Regions from separate parts of the Homo sapiens genome. Here region 1 is linked to region 2. The links are chromatin loops, found by intact Hi-C in ENCODE. Cell type or tissue: transverse colon. All regions are shown on one strand. Each heading gives the region's core, and the rest is flanking DNA. Links, peaks and the distances in the headings are about the cores only.

Region 1 (5,386 bases), core at 325-5,324, 51 kb before region 2:
GTACCAGAGCAGTGACTCCCAATTTCAAATTTTATGAAAATGCTTATTTGCTGCAGGCTGTTTTGTTGAGTCCAGTCTCAAATCTTTCTAGCTACAGATTTGTACTAATTTGCATGGATAGATTGTATCCTAGAAACAAAGCAAATCTATGATATTGTAGCTGCAATCATTTAATTTTCCATTCCAGAAAGCAGGTTGTAGATAATTTGGTTTTCTAGCAAATGCTTATTCTTTGTTAAATCAAGAGCTAAAACACCTATGAAGATTAAATCTTCAAAAGTGCAATTATACAAATGATGGAGAAGGAGCCATGTGATTCTTTGGTTTAACTTTTTAATAGTTCAGAAATTCCCCAGTGCAATTCATTTGAGCCAACACTTAGTCTAATACACAGGAAAAAATATGTATCAATAGGTGATACTTTCTCACAAGGAAATCAGCGATCCCATAGAATTCTCATAATTAGAAATTATCCTTCTTAGGGTTTAATAGAAGGTGGAATCAGAAATTCTCCACATAGAAATGCATCTACCAAGAATTCTAAGATTTTAAGAAATTGCAATTTAATGTTGGAACATGCACAGTGAACCTGTGTGTATAATTTTGACTTTCATTTACTCACAATACATATATTGAAATACTGCTTTCACCAGGCACTATCAGAGTTCAGGGCAAACTATAGCATGCAAGACTGATAACTCCATGCCTTTATGGAGCTCAGCCTGCTGCAAGGACAGCAACTCCAGAAACAAATAGAAAAACAAACAAAGATTGTTTTAATCTGTAATAAATGTTGTGATGGAAACAAGGGGCTAAGTAAGAGAATTACAGAGAAAGCTTATTTTAGTAAGGATGGTTGAAATGGAGCCTTTCTTAGGAGGTGACATTCTAATTAAAACATAAGAAGGAAGTAAACCCTGGAAAGAATGAGTGAAAAGATTCCAGGAAGTGGTAACAGCATATGTAAAACCCTGTTTGGCAATTCAAGAAACAGACCAGTGTGGATAAGATTTAGCCCATTGCAGGGACTGAGCAGGGTAATAGGAAAAGGGGGTCGTAGAGGGGAGATTGCTGAGAAATCATGGTAAAGATTTGAATGTTTCCCTAAATGCAATGGGGAGGGTTTACACGGGGAGGAATAGGGCTTAATGTTTTAAGAACTTTATCATTCACTGGGTGCGATGCTCATACCTGTAATCCCAGCACTTTGGGAGGCCAAGGTGGGCAGATCACTTGAGCTCAGGAATTCGAGACTAGCCTGGGCAACATGCTGAAACCCCACCTCTACAAAAAATACAAAAATTACCCGAGTGTGGTGGCATGCACCTGTGGTCCCAGCTACTCGACAGGATGAGGTGGGAAGATCTGGGAGCTTGGGAGATCAAGGCTGCAGTGAGCTGTGATCACACCACTGCACTCCAGCCTGGGAGACAGGCAAGACTCTGCTCAAAAGAAGAAAGAAGAGAAGGAGGAGGAAGAGGAGAAGAAGGAGGAGAAGGAGAAGGAGAAGAAGGAGGAGGAGGAGGAGGAGGAGAAGTTGTTATTTCAGAAGTTGTGTCTAATTGCTTCTCAGAGGAGAATGGATTGGAAGTAGGGCAAAAATGGAAGAAAATAGTTCAATTAGGGGGCTGTTACAGGAGTCCAGGCAAGAGATCATGATGGCCAAGACTGAGATGAAACAGTGGGAATATAGAGAAGAGAATGGCTTAAACAGATATTTTGGAGATGCAATTGATAGGACTTGTTGTGGAATAGATGTGTGGGAATGATGAAAGTGTAGAATCAAGGAATGAAGAGTGACTCCCAGAATTCTGTCTTAATTAGGATGGTTACTTAATTAATGGAAGGTGATGCCATTTATAGAGATGCAAAGTGACAAGAGACACGATGGGGAGCAGATTGCTCAAGCTGTGTTTGATCTATCTGTGTGACATCAAGGGGAGATGCTGAGAAGACGGTTGGTGGAGTGAGTCTGGAGTTCAGAGGGAAAGTAACTCTAGGAATGAAAATCCCCAACTTACATTTTTGGGCAAACAGAGTCCCTGGTGGAAAACTATTTATTTATTTATTTATTTATTTTTAACTTTTGAGATAGGGTCTCACTCTGTAATCCAGGCTGAAGTGCAGTGGAGTGATTATGGCTCACTGCAGCCTCAACCTCCTGGAATCCAGCGATCCTACCAGCTCAGCCTCCTGAGTAGCTGGGACTACAGGTGCGTGCCACCATGCTTAGTTAATATTGTTTGCTTTTTATAGAGTTGGGGTCCCGAACTCCTGGCTTCAAGCAATTTCTCCTGACTCAGCCTCCCAAAGTGCTGAGATTACAAGCATGATTCACTGCACCCAGCATCTGGTGAAAAATTTATTCCAAACTATGCTCTTTATGTGTCCCATTTGCAGAAGCAGTTTAGCTTTATAAAGAAAGTTTCCCCTGCCCAACTTTTAGAGCCACATGGAATCCCTTAGTCATGTTGACAATACCTGTAAGGATGAAAGGGGAGTCAGTCCATTATCAGAAACAAATGGCAATTGTATGTGGAATCCAGGCAATGGAATCAAGCATTTATTTTTCCCAACGTATCATCCTATCAGCTTGCCCAGTGTGTATCTAGAGTGGGTATTAGGACACCCTCTTCTCTCTGATCTTCATCTTTCTTCTTTTTCCCTCCTCATCACCTTTGTTTATTCCTCTCCATGAACCTGGCCCCATCCCAGAGGTCCAAAGTCTCTAAGCGTCATGTAGAGGCTTCTATTATGTATTTCTACACTGGTGCTTTGTCAACATTAGTGTGCACACAAATCACCTGTGGATTTCATTAAAATGCAGACTTTGATTCAGTAGGTCTGGGCTGGGGCCTGAGACTCCGCATTTCTAGTAAATTTCTAGGTGATGCTGAGGCTGCTGGTCCAGGGACCACATCTACAAATGGTAGCCACGTCTCAGAGCATAATTTTCATGGCTTATACCAATAGAAGTGTAATTTTAACTTATTTCTTTGTAGAAGTGAATAAATGGACCAGGCTAGGAAAGAAGGAATCAATATGAGAGAAGAAAATCTCATCCTGACACCTGTATTTGAGCCTCTTTTCTTCACATTTGGTCCTCAAAAAGGCGTTAGAATGAAAAATAATCTTTAGAATCTAAACTCCAAAAGATCACACACCTGATTAATAAAATGCTTTTCATAACTTGAAAGGTTATTTGAATGTGTCCATGTGGACCAGACCTGGGTTAAATGTTCACGCTGTCCAGATCCTGCAATGCATCATGGGCTGTAGGGGCAAGATTCTTTCCTCGCATGCCCCCAACTGGTGACAGGTGGTTATGAACCTAATTAGCAGCTAAGAGCACTAGGCACTGCTTTGAAACTTCTCATACCTTATATTGGTCAGATATTTACTCTTGTTCTTGACTAGTTTGGGTGGGAGATTCAGTCCATCAGAAAGAGAGCTTCCTCATTTCTGAACTGCTAAGTTGGGAAGGCTGCACCTCCATCAACCCAAGTAAGAGAGGCTCACCTTCAAAAGTGCATTGATGGGCCAGATGCAGTGGCTCACACCTGTAGTCCCAGCACTTTGGGAGGCCGAGGTGGGCTGGTCTCTTGAGGCTGGGAGTTCAAGACCAGCCTGGCCAACATGGTGAAACCCTGTCTCTACTAAAAATACAAAAATTAGCCATGCTTGGTGGCACATGCCTGTAATCCCAGCTACTACTTGGGAGGCTAAGGCACGTGAATCACTTGAGCCCAGAAGGCAGAGGTTGCAGTGAGCCAAGATCACACCATTGTACTCCAGCCTGGCCAACAGAGTGAGACTCTGTCAAAAACAAAAAAAGAAAAATGAAAAAAAGTACATTATTGGAATGGCTCTAACAGTCCTATAAACAAAATTTTGAGAAAGGAAATGGATTTTACAAGAATGCAGTTAGGGTTCTCTGTTACATTTAGTGACAAATATTGTTATTGTTTTCAGCATATAGCTTAGATAGTAGGTGCTAGCTGACTGGCTGGCTGAGTGAGTGAATAAACTTGGCATGAGTTGGGAGGCAGGCTGGTATCATCCAAGGCAGCTGTACTTTAGAGGCAGACAGGCTTTGCCACACTGGGATTCTCGGACCCTCTGCTTTTGCATCTGTAATGCCAGAACAATGATATCTCTCTGGGAGGGTGGACTGAAGATTGGAGATAATGCATGGAAGCATCTGGCTAACTAATTAGCATGGATAATTTGATTGCTTTTTGATGGATAATTGATGGATAATTTGATTGATTTTTATTATCATCATCTCAGGCTCCTTACTTGGCTCCTTGGGCTGTCATCCATCCCCTAAATCGCCCAATTGGGGCTTCATCCTGCCCCCTCCTGTCGCCATCTGGTCATTCATCTGCTAGGCTGAGTGGTTTCACTCATCACCACCAATCCCTGCCGACCCTTCACCCCAGCCTGCAAAGCCACTTCCATCCTTCAGACCCTCCAACTTCCCTACCATTCCTCCAAGTAATCCAGATTTTGGGATAGTTCCTTCCTGTCTAGCACTCTTTTGTCTTCTTTCTTTGCCTTCTCATCTCTCAACTATAGGTGATATTTGTGAGGTAGTAAAAATATAAAAATCAGCTGGATGTGGTGGCGCCTATAATCCCATCTACTCGGGAGGCTGAGGTGGGAGGATCACTTGAACCTAGGAGGCAGAGGTTGCAGTCAGTCAAGACCGTGCCACTGCACTGCAGCCTGGGTGACAGAATGAGACTCTGTTTGAAAACAACAACGACAACAACAACAAAAAAGAAAACAGAGGAACAAATTTGAGAACTCACGGTGCCTGATTTCAAGAATTACTATAAAGCCACAGAAATCAAGACAGTGTGATACTGAGAAAAATATAACATATAGATTAATAAAACAGAACAGAGAGCCCAGAAATTGACCCACACATAGGTGGTTACTTGATTTTTGACAAAGATACGAATGAGGTAGAAAAATAAGTCTTTCAATAAATGGTATTGGAACAACTGGACATTCATATGCTAAAAAAAGAGAACTTCAACTTATATCCTGTATTGTATAATACAAAATAGTTAACAGTTAACTAAAAATGCATCGTAGACTATCATAGGCCTAAATGCAAGAAGTTTCAACCATAAAAATTCTAGAAGATACCATAGAAAAAAAATGTGCAAAGATTTAAGCAAATACTTAAATCTTTGGCTTAAGCAAAGTTTTCTTAGATATGTCACTAGAAATATGATTTATAAAAGCACACACTGATAAATTTAGCTTTATAAAAATTTAAAATTTCTGCTCTGCAAAAGACACTTCAGAAAATGAAAAGACAAGCTACAGACTGGTGGAAAATATTTGCAAATATTTTCCTACATAAATGACTTGT
Region 2 (5,386 bases), core at 71-5,070:
ACCCAAGTAGCTGGGACTACAGGTGCAGGCTACCATGCCCAGCTAATTTTTGTATTTTTAGTTGAGACGGGGTTTCACCATGTTGGCCAGGCTGGTCTCGATCTCTTGACCTTGTGATCCACCCGCTTCGGCCTCCCAACGTGCTGGGATTACAGGCGTGAGCCACTGTGCCCGGCAATACTTAGACTCTTTAAAGGATCATTTAACTAGTATATTTATTAGGAGGCAGTAGAATGTATTGTGGTGATTAAGAGCTTGAATTTGGGCTGAAATTCTGGCTCTGCAACTTCCATGCAACCCCACGAAAGTCACTTAGCTACTTTATTCTTCAGCATTTTCAGCTATAAAATGGGGGTAATTATATTCCTACCTCATTGACTTATTGTTAAAAACTCAATGTTAAGTACTCAAATTCTTGCTAATATTTATTGGACAATTTGATTGATCAAGGCACAAAGTATATACAGAAAAGTAGATGAAGTTCACCCCATTAAAGAGTTTACTACAGTGTTGTTGAGGAAATACGCATGTGAGACACAACCAACTGCCTGGGAACTCAAAGTGAGACAGGTTTTATTAGAGTTCAGAGGAGAGAAAGATCACTCCTATGTAGGAGGCACACAGAATTAATAAAGCTAGAAGAAACAATAGAAAGGGAAAGATGTCTTAACTGGGAGGGAAGGACCATAAGAACAAAGGCTCAAAGCTACGTCCAACATATCTCTACTGCTTTGTTGAGTGGTTGACCAGTGAAGACTGCTGGTAGCAGGCAGATGGGTCCAGAATGTATAAAATGGACTGGATATAGAAGATCCTCCTCCTTTTTCTCTCTACTTATTTTTCCTCTAATGTGATGACTGCTACCTGCTCCCATGACATTTTGCTCAAATGGTCTTGAAACTCACAAGGATAAGAATGTCCCTCCAGTCTATACAAAAGGGAGAAACAGGATTGATAAGGAAGGAAGAACATGCTTATCTATAAATCCACAATCTGATGGAGGAACTATTCTGCAGAACATTTGGTGAGGTTAAAAGAAAAAGGAAAGCAGCCCATCATTTGATTGTTGTAGGAACCTTCTACTAGCCAAACAGATGGAGGCTGAGGCTGATCTGTTGATACTGGGCAAATGGCAAAACTGGAAAAGGCAATAGGAGGTGACCATCTCAGCTTCTGCTGGCTGAGTAATTGGGCTAAAAACAACCTAGTGCCTTTCGGCCTATTTTTGTCACTTTTCAGAATACAACAAATAAATTGCTATATTGGATTTAACACCAACCATTAAGAAAGAATGACTTTATGGCATGGAAGATGGAGGAGCCTTTGATGACAGTGGTCCTGATCTCTTGGAAGTTTTTTTTAACAAACTTTTTATATGAGAACATGTTTAGATTTAGAGCACTATTACAAATGTAGTGAGAGAATTCTTATATACCCCATACCAGTTTCCCCTATCTTTATCTTATATTAGTATATACATTTGCCACAATTCATTAACTAATTTTGATATACTACTGTTAATACTTTATTCAGATTTGCTGTTTTCCCCTAGTGTCTTTTTTTTTTTTTTTTTTTTTTTTTTTTGGTGGTTGTTCTTGTTCCAGGATCCCATCTGGAATACCACGTTATATTTGTCATTAGATTTGTCATGTCTACTTAGGCTCCTCTGGGTTATAAGTTGACCTCCTCTTGATCTCAGCTCACTGAAACCTCTGACTCCCGGGTTCAAGCTATTCTTGTGCCTTAGCCTCCCAAGTAGCTGGGATTACAGGCATGTGCTACCACGCCCAGCTAATGTTTTGTATTTTTAGTAGAGATGGCGTTTAGCCATGTTGGCCGAGCTGGTCTCGAACTCCTGGACTCAAGTGATCCGCTTGCCTCAGCCTCCCAAAGTGCTGGGATTACAGGCATGAGCCACTGTGCCCGGCCACAAATAGATATTTTAAATATGACAATAATACATGCTTTGGAGAAAGGTAAAGCAGGATAAGGGAGTAGGGGGTTCTGAGGTGGAATGATGGGACTGTTACTTATATACAGCAGTTGAAGAAAGCCCCATTGCTAAGGTGGCATTTGAGCAGAGACAGGGAGGAAGCAAGGGAATGAGCCATGCGCATACCACTAGGAAGAGTATTTCAGGCAGAGGGAGCAAACAGTGCAAAAGCCTGAAGCAGGAGTGGCTTGGAACACTCCAGGAACAGCAGGTTGGTCCATGAGCCTGGAGCAGGGTCAGCCAGGTAATGAGATGGAGTGAGTGAGGACAAACACAAATTTGGGCAGGTGGTGTCTGGGATGGAATCACGGAAAGCGCATGTGAGTGGCTGTCGTGGGAGCTGTGTACTGCTGTGGAGTTGGGCTATAGAGGTCCTTGTGGGGACTTGGTCTTTTTCTTTGAGGAGAGAGGAGCTATTGGAGGCTTTTGAGCAGAGGAATAGGGTCATCTGATTTCATATTTGAAAAGGACCACTCTGGTCACTCTGAATGTTGCAGAAGTAGAAAGACCAGTTAAAAAGTCTTTTACTCTACTAGTATATTTTATCTTAATCTATTAATCTTGATCTATTTGTATGCATATTTCACATGTAGTAATTGTGTACATACAGTTTTGCCATCTGTGTATTTTAACATTTTTTTTCTGTTGCTCTGTAGTCCTCAGGTTTATAACATTCAGTGGCTGCATAATAGTTTGTGTATTAGTCTCCTACTGCTGCTGTAAAAACTTACCACAAATGGAATGGCATAAAAGGATACAAATTTATTATCTCACAGTTCTGGAGGTCAGAGTCCTAAAATCAAGGTGTTGGCAGAGCTGCACTCCTTCTGGAGGCTCCAGGGAGAATCCATTTCCTTGCTTCTTCCATCTTTTAGAATCCACCCTCACTCCTTGACTCATGGCCTCTCACTCCATCTTTAAAGCCAGCAGCATCTTCAAACCTCACCTCTGCTTCAGTCACCACTTCTCCTATTCTGAACCTCCTGTCTCCCACTTCTACACACTTTTGTTATTACTTTGGGTGCATTTGGATAATCTCCCCATTTTGAGGCACTTAATTTAATTACATCTCGAAGATTCCTTTTACCATGTAAAGTAGTATATTCACAAGTTCTGGGGATTAGGATGTGGACATCTTTGGGGACATTATTCAGCCTACCACAGCTGATGTTTTGTAGTTTACTTAACCATTCCCATTGTTGAATACTTAGAAGGCATCCAGTTTGGGGCCATTTTGATATTCCTATACTTCCTATAATTATATACTTTGACCTTCTTTTCTTTCAGATTGTGTCTCTTAAGATAAATATCCAAGTTTAGGTTTCCTGGAACAAAGAGCATGAACATCTTATGTATTTGCTTCCAAATACAGTTAAATTATTGGTAAATATATAAGGATGTCAGTTTCCCTACAACGTCACCAGGTTTGCTTTCTGTCAATTAAAGGTGTGTTTCCAGTTTGTTACAAAATGACATTTTATTGGTGTGTTTATTTTATTTCCTTGCTGGCTAGGTTGAACCTTTTTGGAGTGTGCATGGCGGCATATGTCATTTGTATTTTGAGAATAGTGTTATGTTTATTTTGCTTTTTAGTTGTATCTGGAGCTAGAAGAATGGGGACAGGATTAGACTATTGCTTAAGTAAGGGCATAAGGCTAGCATGAATAGATGATGTATGCAGAACTATGTTGCTTTCAATTCTCCATCAAAGGAAGTGATTTCCAAAATTAAAAGGGTGTTACTAAAAGGGATTTGGATGACAATGAAAGAAAATCCAGGTAATTTGAATGCATTTACCTCTCTGGGGCACACTGGATTGTATCTCAGGGTTAGCAGGGTTGAAGGAGTTAGCAGGCATCATCTTTGAGCCATTGCTGGTGATTGTTGAGTGAACTTGGAGAGTGGCAGAGGTTCCAGAAGACCAGAGATATGCAAATGTTGTTCTATATAGCTTTTGACAAAGTTGAATTCCTAAAACTTTCAATGTGTGAAATGCACCCTTGCAAAATTTCTGAACTATCATCATATAAATTATTTAGGAGTCCAGAGAAGAGATTGCATTGATCCTTAGGAACCAGCATAAATCTACTAATGCGTAGTGACCAATTGTCACATTTTCTTTTATAAAAGGGGCTTCTATATTGGAAGATAATGCCAAAGACATCAAAGCATTTGACAAATATCTCTCACCGGTCTCCTTACGCACATAATAGAGAGATGTTGGAGGATGACAGAATAATGCAATAAATTCATAGCTGATTCTATTCATATGCCATAACATAGGTAATGACTGAGTGTTCGTCAGCCTAGAAAGAGGTTTCTAGTGGCAGGTATTTAGGGTTTTCTTGGCCCCAAACTGAAGCAGGATCCTTAGAACTTGGATAGAGATCTGAAAAATTCATATGTATGTGGCTGATGATGTAAACCTATAGAATAAATCTTCATAATATGAACTATGAAAATAGGCCAACACCAACTAGGTACATTTAACAGAAATAATGAGAACTTCTAAAATTGAGGTTGTATTTATAATTGAAACAACAGTTGATTTTCTTTATTTTTGGCCGTCTTGAATTTCACCAATTAAAAACAGTAACACTTGTATAGTGAAAATGACTTTTTAAGGTTAATTCATGTATGGTAGGAGAATGCTGGGTCCACCTACATATGGTTGCTATGAGAGCATGCTATAATAAAGAATTGCTGGACTGAGAGGAAAAGATGTGAGTACTGTTCCTGTCACCACCATAAACTAGTTGTCATCTTGGGCCAGCAGTTGGCATCACCTTCCTTGGATCTGCGTATTCTCATCTGAAAGCTGGAGATGACAAGGGGTGGGGTGAAGTTAGTCACTTTGCTCCATTCCGGCTGTCATGTGATATGAGGCAGTACAACTTGATTCTCATGTTCCTTGGCGAGTTTGGCCAAATTTCTAGACTTTTAAATGGACCCTTCCACATATTTCTAGCTTAAACAGACCCTTTCAGGCCCTCTCTGAGAAGGGGCCCCTTTTCTTTTAATCTGCAAGTTCCTTCAGATCACCCTTCTTCAGGATCATATTAAACTATCCACATTTTCAACGCTTCAATCCAAGTTTCAAACAGTGTACTTGAGCCCACTTTGATCTCAGGAAGGCCAACATTTTTTTTTTCTTCTTTTTGGGCTCAGGCCCATGCCTCAACATTTCTGGATGAGCCTATACCCTCTTCTTCACCGGCCAAAAAAGTTCTCCATGGCTTTACCATGGGGTCCAGCCTTCAGTTTCTTCATTCTCCGTCAGCCGACCCTGAACAATCCTGGCCACCGTTGGCATTTGATCATCGACTGTTTCTCTAGCTTCCTCCCCAGCACCACTATTTTGATTCTGCTGTAATCTTTATGACCATTTAATTT

The links. A loop is a pair of places that touch in the nucleus more often than their neighbours do. Peaks named below come from ENCODE experiments on the same cell type or tissue, not always from the same donor. Only the 100,000 strongest peaks of a DNase experiment are listed, where the experiment ranks them.
Region 1: a loop joins it to region 2, with 11 times the contacts of the local background. A loop is called at or near these places in 2 of 110 quality-filtered maps.

What each region holds. Positions count from the first base shown.
Region 1 is chr9:68,682,676-68,688,061 of GRCh38, forward strand. No RefSeq gene overlaps it. Among named protein-coding and RNA genes, the nearest start is that of PIP5K1B, 20 kb to the right of the region's middle. In transverse colon, for the core only: a CTCF peak has its summit at 3,292; a DNase peak (open chromatin) is centred at 3,286.
Region 2 is chr9:68,733,761-68,739,146 of GRCh38, forward strand. The region is part of intron 1 of PIP5K1B (phosphatidylinositol-4-phosphate 5-kinase type 1 beta); the gene reads left to right. Among named protein-coding and RNA genes, the nearest start is that of PIP5K1B, 31 kb to the left of the region's middle. In transverse colon, for the core only: no CTCF peak of the experiment used is centred there; a DNase peak (open chromatin) is centred at 2,851; H3K27ac peaks cover 2,590 bases.